Linked DNA regions of Homo sapiens: region 1 is linked to region 2. The links are chromatin contacts, found by Hi-C or POLR2A ChIA-PET in ENCODE. All regions are on one chromosome and are shown on one strand. Each heading gives the region's core, a stretch centred on a gene start or an enhancer-like site at or near the end of the contact. The rest is flanking DNA. Distances are from core to core; before and after follow the strand shown. Region 1 holds the start of C10orf126 (chromosome 10 open reading frame 126). Region 2 overlaps C10orf126 (chromosome 10 open reading frame 126).

Evidence for each region. A loop is a pair of places that touch in the nucleus more often than their neighbours do. ChIA-PET counts read pairs that join two places held with the same protein, here RNA polymerase II (POLR2A). Pooled maps may share reads with other maps.
Region 1: a map of heart left ventricle shows a loop between it and region 2 (2.2-fold over the local background). The contact joins the promoter of C10orf126 here to the enhancer-like site in region 2. A Hi-C loop is called at or near these places in 4 of 168 maps with a recorded cell type or tissue (ascending aorta, chondrocyte, heart left ventricle and 1 more) and 10 of 50 pooled maps. POLR2A ChIA-PET finds 5 or more read pairs at or near these places in 3 of 52 experiments (AG04450, Panc1 and WTC11).

Annotation. Positions count from the first base shown.
Region 1 is chr10:28,842,835-28,847,849 of GRCh38, forward strand. C10orf126 (chromosome 10 open reading frame 126) reads left to right here and starts at 3,574. Exons shown (of 5, transcript NR_164114.1): 1 at 3,574-3,629; 2 at 4,285-4,429.
Region 2 is chr10:28,877,836-28,882,168 of GRCh38, forward strand. C10orf126 (chromosome 10 open reading frame 126) reads left to right here. Exons shown (of 5, transcript NR_164114.1): 5 at 2,303-4,063. Among named protein-coding and RNA genes, the nearest start is that of C10orf126, 34 kb to the left of the region's middle. RefSeq lists an enhancer at 2,175-2,395. Within about 2 kb of position 2,141, at least 7 of the 41 ENCODE cell types and tissues checked have a DNase peak (open chromatin) inside an H3K27ac peak, as active enhancers do; they include ascending aorta and heart left ventricle, where a contact is called at or near this core.

The sequences.
Region 1 (5,015 bases), core at 2,324-4,823, 34 kb before region 2:
GTGTGTATATATATGTGTATATATATGTGTATATATATATGTGTATATATATATGTGTGTGTATATATATGTGTGTATATATATGTATATATATGTGTATATATATATGTGTGTGTATATATATATATATATTTTTTTTTTTTAGACAAGAGTCTCTCTCTGTTGCCTAGGCTGGAGTGCAGTGGTGAGATCTCAGTTCACTGCAACCTCCACCTCCTGGATTCAAACAATTCTCCTGCTTCAGCCTCCTGAGTAGCTGGGATTACAGGTACCCGCCACCACACCTGGCTAATTTTTGTATTTTTAGTAGAGACGGGGTTTCACCGTGTTGGCGAGGCTGGTCTCGAACTCCTGACCTCAAGTGATCTGCCCTCCTCAGCCTTCCAAAGTGCTGGGTTTACAGGCCTGAGCCACTGTGCCTGGCCTCCCTCTACTATATTCTAGCATCTTCAGGATGACATAATTTCTCATTCCATTTAAAATCTTCCATAGTATAACCACAATACTTTACACACAGTAGGCTCTTGAAAAATTCTGTTGAATCAAAAAATGGATTAAAAATGATTGCTTCATACTAGTAGACTTTCTTCCTTATTAGTAATTTTAAAAGACGGTCACCCTGTTTTGATGCCTTATCACATTGGAAAGGGTGCATTAACAGAAAGAGGCCCCTATTCCTCAGTGGCTGGGGTTCAGAGAGTCCAGATGCTTCTTCTCCATTCTGATTAGGTCATATTTTATTCTGAACATAACCCACTTTGAACTGACATTCAAAAGCCCCTTCTCTCTTCCATTTCTGCCCTTTTTCTCCTTGCCCATCTATCCTTCCTTCATATTGCTGCAGCTTCTTGTGGTTGAGACCTGTTCTTGTCTCTATCGATAGATTCTTGCAGTCTTCAAATTGGAGCCTAAAAAAAAAAGACTGCACTTTTTTTTGTTGTCGTTATTGCCATGGTAATCTGCAACACAACAGCTTCTGTATTATCGTGCTCAATGACTCTATCTCTACCAAGAAGAGGATGAAAGGAATTCAATATAAACATAATCAATAATAAACATAATAATAAAGTAAATTATATAGACTGTCAGAAGATAATAAATGCCATGCTGTCCAAAATGAAAGAAATAACAAAGAAAAGGAAGAGTGTAGGGCAGGATAAAGGAATAGTGTGTTTGAGGAAGGAGCTAAAGTTGTGAGTTTAAATAGGATGATGAGAACTGGCTTATGACAATATGAGATCATGAGATTTGAATAAAGTCTTAGACAGGGAGAGGAAGTGAGCCGTGTGGATCTTTGACGGCATGATGTTCAGGCTGAGGAAAGGAAGGAGCCTGGAGGTTGACTGAGGAGCAGAAGGGAATTGCTGTGCTGGAGCTGGGATGGTAGGAGCTGAGACTAGAGAGGTCACAGAAGCCTGAATCACATGGAATAGATGATAAGGGGCAAGGTATAGGAGCAGGGGGGCCTTTCAGGAGGCCAGAGCAGTCCTCCAGATGGTATTGGGATCAGAACAAGAGCAGTAAAGGCAGCCTCCAGGAGGCTAGAGCAGTCCTCCAGATGGTATTGGGATCAGAATAAGAGCAGCAAAGGCAGTGAGAAGTTGTCAGAATCTGGATGTGTTTTGAAGAAAGAGACAAGGGATATTCTTGATGAATTGGATGTAGGATAGGGGAGAAAGAGAGGAGTCAAGGATGAATCCAAGAAGTGTTCTGTTTTAGGCCACAAGGACGAAATTGTCATCAACTAACTAACATGGGGAAGGTTGTGGGTACAGTGGGATAGGTAGGGAAAATCAGTTTAGTAGTGGACGTGTGAGTTAGAGAAGTATTTTAGATATTCAAGTGAAAATGATGAGTACGCTATTGGATATGCAGGTTTGGAGTTCAGGACAGAGGACTGGACTGGAGATATTCATTTGGGAGTTATCAGTGTGTGGGTAGTATTTAAAGCCATGGAACCACATGAGATCTCCAACGGAGTAAGTAGAGACAGAGATGAAAACAACAGCAACGACTGAGCCCCAGAGTAATTAGAAGTTAAAAGGGGCTAAGGACTGCAATGAATGTGCATGACAAGATCCATGTATTGCCATCAAAGTGAGTGACTGTTTCTAGGAGGGTAGAGGTCAAGATGCCTGAAGGAGGAGAGAAGTTTAATGACCTATGATGGTGGAGTTTTGGAAAGATTATTATCTATGCATTGAACATGCTCAGAAAAGAGAGGAGAAGTATTGGGGAGGATGCCAATGGGCTGAGAACTGATGTTGTTGAAAAAGGTGGTGAACAATGTTGGGCAGGGGTATTACAGGACCAACATGTTTGTATGCCTGTTGTGCAGAAACAGACCAATACACCAAGACAGCAGGCTTTGCAGCAGAGAGAGGGTTTGATGACAGCAGGGAGGCCGAGTGAGCAGATGGGAGAAGACCCTCAAATCCATCTCCCCGAAGAGTTCTAGGCTGAGGTTTTCAAGGGGATTATGGGGGGTGAGGGGCTGAAAAACTATAGTCATTGATTGGTTGGGGAAAGGGGGATGAAATCATCAGGATGTAGAAACTGCATTCTTCAGTGAGTCAGCTTCTCGTGGGGTCCTTCAGACCAGCTGGCGTCAGTAGTTTCATCAGTATGCATGACCTACAAGAATATCTCAAATGGAAAGCAACATTTCACAATGTTCAGTTGTTATCTGTGGAGCAGTGAAGGGGGACTCTAATCTTGTGACAGGGTCTGTGTGATTCTGGAGCAATAGGTAGCAAAACACTATGAGGAAGGATCAGAGAACAGCTGACCCCATGACTAACACTGAGTATGTGCAAGCTTGGCTTATTTTTGTTTCTCTCCCTCCCTTCTCTTCTGATTAATTGTATAAAGTTTCTAGGGACAGTTTCAGGGGTGATAGATGATGATGGTACGAGATTTGCAGTAGAAGGGAAGGAGAAGGTTCTGGAAGGGGAAAAGAGGACCAGCAGGGTCCCTCCATCACCTCCAGGTCTGCAGGAGGTGGCAGGAGGGCCTGGAATGAAAAACAGCCAGTGGCTGGGCGCAGTGGCTCACGCCTGTAATCCCAGCACTTTGGGGGGCTGAGACGGGCAGATCACGAGGTCAAGAGATTGAGACCATCCTGGTCAACATGGTGAAACCCCGTCTCCACTAAAAATACAAAAATTAGCTGGGTGTGGTGGTGTGTGCCTGTAATCCCAGCTACTTGGGAGGCTGAGGTAGGAGAACCACTTGAACCCGGGAGGTGGAGGTTGCAGTGAGCTGAGACCGCACCACTGCACTCCAGCCTGGCTACAGAGGGAGACTCCATCTCAAAAAAAGAAAAAGAAAAACAGCCAGCGCATGAGAGAAGATGTGAGCATCGTCCTCAGGGAAGAGTCAGTTTTTGTCAGAACAAGGAGGGACTATTTGGAAGTTAGTTTGGGATGTGAGGCGTTTTGCTATTAGTGGATCAGGCTGATGGCACCGTGGAGGGGTTTCAGGAGTCAAGAACAGGTGGGAGAAAGTTTCCCAGTGCAGGTTGTGCAAGCCTCCTGGCCCGGAGAGTGTGGGTGTGACGAGTGGCTTGAGAGACAGGGATGAAGAGCATGAATGCGAATGTACAGCACTGAGCTCGCGTCTGCCACATGGTAAGCTCTTAGAAGACCTCAGCTTCTTATTCATTTTGTCACAAATCGATTAATTACTGAGCTGAAGGACATATTAGAAAACGGTCAATAGCAATACTTCTAACTTCCAATCTGTACTTACGCTTGGCATTCAATCGATGTTATCAAAACCTGTGCCAGCTCCAAGGAAGAGAGAACACTGTTTTCTGATTTAGTTGCTTCCTGAAAGGAGCTGAGAGCTGTAAAACACAGGCAAGATTGGACTTTTCAATAATGCTTATATATTGACTTGCAGAAACAATATTAGAACTTTTTTAAAATGCACACATTATCTCCTTAGGGTAAGGGAAAAGGTTTTACCTTTTTATTTTTGCATCTCCCCTTTGAGTGAACATCATTCTTTTTTCTTTAACTCACAACTTTACAAGGTATTTGGAGAAATATAAGGGAGAGATAGTTTCTGTTTCTCACCTCTTTAAGCAATGTCCTCTTGTATACCAAATAATATCTTCCTGTGGTTAATGATATGAGAAACAGAATGCCTCTCCAGAAACCTTTTCACATCCCAGATTCAGAGTTCCTGAGGCCAGAATCTGATCTGACATATTTTACTACTTAGGTAAATCCTTAATCTCAAGAGTGATGAGAGTGAAGTCTTTTTATGTTTGTTTTTTAGAGATGGGCCTCTTTCTGTCGCCCAGGCTGGAGTGCAATGGTGTGATCATAGCTCACTGCAGCCTCAACCTCCTGAGCTCAAATAGTCCTCCTGCCTCAGCTTCCTGAGTTGCGACTACAGCCATGAACCACTGCATCCAGTTCAGGTTTTTTGTTTGTTTGTTGTTTTCCTTAAAAAACACTAGTGATTCTATTTTGATTCTGACAACTTTCATAAGGTCCAGGGACAAAATAAATGTGTTATCTCTTGGGAGGAGATGGATTTATAAGCCCATGGGCACCATTCAGAGGCCATATGCCCTGGAAGCACTGAGGAATGTGCTCAAAGCAAACCCTTGGGTCATCCTTGACTCTTCTTTTGCTCTCACATCCACATCCAATCTATGAGGAAATTAACTTAGCTCAGGTAGTTTAAAAATCCATCTGAATGTTGCGGCCAGGCATGGTGGCTCATGCCTGGAGTCCCAACTACTCAGGAGGTTGAGGCGGGAGGATTGCTTGAGCGCAGGAGCTCGAGGCTGCAGTGAGCTATGATCATGCCACTGCACTCCAGCCTGGGCAACAGAGCAAGGCTCAGGCTGGTCTTGAACTCCTGGCCTTTAGTGATCCTCTTGCCTTGTCCTCCCAAAGTGTTGGGATTACAGGCACGGGCCACTGAGCCCTGCCTAAAACGTTCAATGTCAGTGACTTGGAAGAATGTTCTGGTGGACGGGAAAGCCCCGGATGGAGAGA
Region 2 (4,333 bases), core at 891-3,390:
GTTCTTTGAATAGTATATTTCAGCCTTAGGGAATCACATTTTAGTACTTCATTTTATAGTGGGTGGATGAAAATTTCATTATGGGTGTTCATCAATTCTCATAATTTAAAATCGTAAATTAAAAATCACTAACTTAAAAGGGTTTAATGTCTCCATTGTGGAAGGCATTTGGGATCTTGGCATTTGAGTTAGTTTCCTGACCCAAAGGCTCAGACAGTGGAAGTATCATTTCCCTAGTCTCCAGCATTCTTTAAAAACAGAATTACAAGAGATAATATATGCAGTGCCTGGCACACAGCAGTGGGGAGAGCAAATGTAAACTCTTTCCTCTTTCCTCACAATCCTTCTCCTCCTTGATTCCACTTCTAAATGTCACAGCTGAGTACTGGTAGCTGTGAATAGATCAAGAGATGTCAGACAGTGGAGACAGGTGAATCTTGAGTTAAGGCGGAGATGAGGGTGAGGTGTTGGTGGAGAACATAGGTAGGTTCAGGGTCTAGAAGGTGAGTTGGTCTGGTGTCCTGAAATATAAACCTTGTTGACAAACACAGGCAAGAGAAGGTCCAAGTGATGAGAGTTGATGTTAAGGACCAGTGGATATTGGGAAACAGTTGAGCAATGGCTATTAGTTGAGCACAATCATTCCATTCAATTCAACAAACATTTATGGAGTCCTTTCTATGTGCAACTAAATGCTCTAAGATTTCTGAGTTAGGAACAGCCTAGCATGTGGCAAGTATAATTGATGGCTGATTGCCGACCTTGGGCAAAGACAATCAATCTCTGCTCTGGCTTGAGTAATCTGGTTTGGGTAGATAAGGATCACAGTGAGCACTGTGTTGGGGGAGGGTGTAGAGTGGGGGGTGACACATTTCTGCATGTGCTGATGGTTGCAACCAAAGACAGGGCTTCTGAGAGACCTACGTTGTAAATGTTCCATCTTGTTGGGCTGTTCCCATTTGTATCTGTCTCCCTCTGGTGCTAGATTTTTTTGGTTTTATGTGTTTCTAAAACAGAATCCGGTCAATTCCCTCTGAGGTCTTCAACTGGAGTTTGAGTTGGGAGGGCCATGCTGTGTAGGGTTTGGAGCCACGTGGGGCCTGCCAGCCCTATTAAGTTGCATTCTTTTGAAGTGTGTATCTCCCCTTGCACCAGCCCTGTTCCCCACCTGTGAAGCAGCTTTTGACTTCCATATATTATGGAATATTATGCACATAAGAGAAAAGAGCTTCATTTTATTTTCTGTTTTTTTCCATACTTCATCAACAATTAACCATGTTAGAAAAAGTAGAGCTGAAATAATCCCATCAGGAATTGGCACTGGGTTTCTGGAAAACTTAGTCCTAACCACCTCTTTTATTTAGTGTGTTTGTCTAGGAATTGAGAAAAGCTTGAGTGTTGGTTTATCTTATGTTTCCAACTAAGAGTAATTTCATAAATACTAGAAACCTTGCAGGGAAAAAACCTATTTTCATAAAATGATTAATGCACTAGGCAAGGGAAATTTGAATGAGGCACTAGGCAAGAGAAATTTGAATGAGTGGAAACTAGAATTGGGCTCCTTGATCTTTTTCTGCATGCAGCACTTTTTTTTATTTGGAAGCAATCCCCAAAGTTTGGAAATCTGTTTAGGTTATGAAACCCAGTATTCAGATGACTGTCACATCTTCATTAAACAAAACAAAACACAATTTTGTGCCTTCTGAACTGAAGAGTTCCCTCTATGTTGTAGGGGATGTGATGGGCTCTCCAGCCTATGAATATAGGATCTAACTGCACACACCCCTTTATGCTGAGAGGCCTCCCAGTTATAAGGCTGATGTTGTTTTTTATGACAAGAAACTATTTGCAAAATTTGATTTAGGAACCAATTAGCTAAATTTAAGATTATGAAAATGAACCAGAAAGAGAAGCCTCTGATAAACAACTTCGGCTATTGGGAGGCGGACCCCTCACATCCCATGGGGCCTCCAATCAGAGGCCTCGAGAGAATCGCTAGGAAGCCTGAAAGTGGGTGAGGCCTGGGCCACTGGAGACTGCTCCTGGCCCCTGGCCTTCTTCCACTTTGGAAGAGACCATCCTGTCCTGGAAACGTGCTCCGTGGTGACACCACGGCGCAGGGTTGGCCTTCTGGAGTCCATGTCTCTGGAAGCCGCATCCACATCCCGCTTCCTGGTCCACACTGAGTGAGGCTGGGAGAGGGTTTCCAGGGGCACTTCCGTTTCAGCTTGTTTCTATTTTAATGCCTGGAGACAATTAAAGACCAATGTCTGGTGCCAGTATTTTTTTTTTTTTCCCACAGTTCACGCTATTCTTAGAAACAGTTGAGCCAGTGGCGGTGGAGTCTGAAGGCTCTGGAATCTTTTCCTTCGTGTGGCAGCAACTTATTTTTCCTGCGGAGGCTCGGTGGTGCTTTTCTTGGGCTCAGGATTGCGGCTTGGATGGCTCATTCCCTGGGAGTGCACACACTGAGCCCTTTGGAAAGGCAGCAGCAGGACAAGGATCAGTGGCAGGCAAAGAGGCAAAAAAAGCAGGACCCGGGTTCCATAGGCAACTGCTTTATTTACAGTTCCAAAAACGGTGCTTGTTCAACTATCCTGAACTTTTGTAGAAGTTCAAACTTGGAAATTGTAGTGATGAAATGAGAGCTGTGTTTTAAAAATTACTTTTAACTGTCTATGAAGCAAGTCTACATTTTGGCAAAATGGGCTGCTTTTAATCTGGTCATGTGGGATTTAAAAAAAGATTTAATTCAGCTGGATTTTGCAAAGCCCTTGCATTGTATGACATGAGGTTATTTAAGGTATAGTTTTGTCTTCAAAGAGAAGAAATAAGACACACGCATGGATTTTTAGAGTAAAAATAACGAGAGAATGTTATTACCCAAGAGCATATATTAGCTCACTTGCAGTGATGTTGAACTGGGAACATTCCAGAAGGATTCCACGTGAAGCAGTGTTTGCATTTGTATGTTTGAAATGCTCCATAACAAAATTGAAAAACTGTAAGAGCAAAATAAATAATAATACGGATTATGAAGTAATTAAAATGAAGCAGAGAAAAAACCTGTAGGATGCAGCCTAAATAAATGATACTTTAAATCAAGCTTATCCAACCCGTGTCTTGTAGGCCACAATGTGGCCTAGGACATATTTGAATGCGGCCCAACACAAATTCGTAAACTTTCTTAAAATATTGTGAGACTTTTTTTTTTTTTTTAGTTCATCAGCTATCATTAGTGTTAGTGTATTTTACGTGTGGCCCAAGACAATTCTTCTTCTTCTGATGTGGCCCAGGGAAGCCAAAAGACTGGCCACCTCTGGTTCAAATAAACATTTACAGCCTCAGTCACATATATTAGAAAATGAAAAAGACTGAAAAATTTGCCAGCTACTTGCTTGACACAGTACAACAGAAAAACAACAGCAAAGCAAGCAGAAAGAAGGCAGAAGAAGGAAGGAAACCATAAAGATAAGGAGAGCAATTAATGAGCTAGAAAACAAAGTAATAATGCAGAAATCAACCCAACTAAAAGCCGGTTCCTTGAAAAGAGTGATAAAGCCATCTCTGGCAAGAATGACCAAGGACGAGAGAAGAAAAAGCATGAAAAAGAAACAGAGCATAACTACTGATGGAGATTTTAAAGCCTGTAAGAGAATACTATGGACAAGTTCCTGACAATACATTTGGAAACAGAGAAATCAGACAATCTCCTAGAAAAATATTAATTACAAAAACTGATGAAAGAAAAAGCTGGAATATACCTATAATCAACAAAAGAAGTGAATCAAGTTAATAATCTACAGCCTTCCTTCCCCGGATGCCTCCCTCTCCAAAAAACAGGCCAGACACAGCCAAGTTTACAAAATCTTCAAAGAACAGATAAGCACTACTTTGTATAAACTTTTTCAAAGAATAGAAAAAGGACAACTTCCCACATCATTTTGTATGCATAACCTTGATAATAAAACTGAACAAATAAAATAGAGTGTAGCAAAATTATAGGTCATTGTTAATTATGAAATGAGTGTAATGATCTTAAATAAAATATTAGTAAACCAAATCTATCAAAATATTTAAATAATACATTTTTGACCAGTTAGTGTTTATCCTAATGTGGCAGGATGGTTTACATTAGGAAATCTTTTTAATGTAATTCACCACATCTGTACGTTTAAAGATGTTCAAATGTTACTATATATTGCTTACAGTTTTATGTCTGTAAAATATAAAAATATAGTCAATTACTGTCTATCTCTGGTGATGGAGAGTAAACAATGAAATGGGGATGCTTTAGCTGGCACTAAAATATTTTCTTTCTCAAAAAATAAAA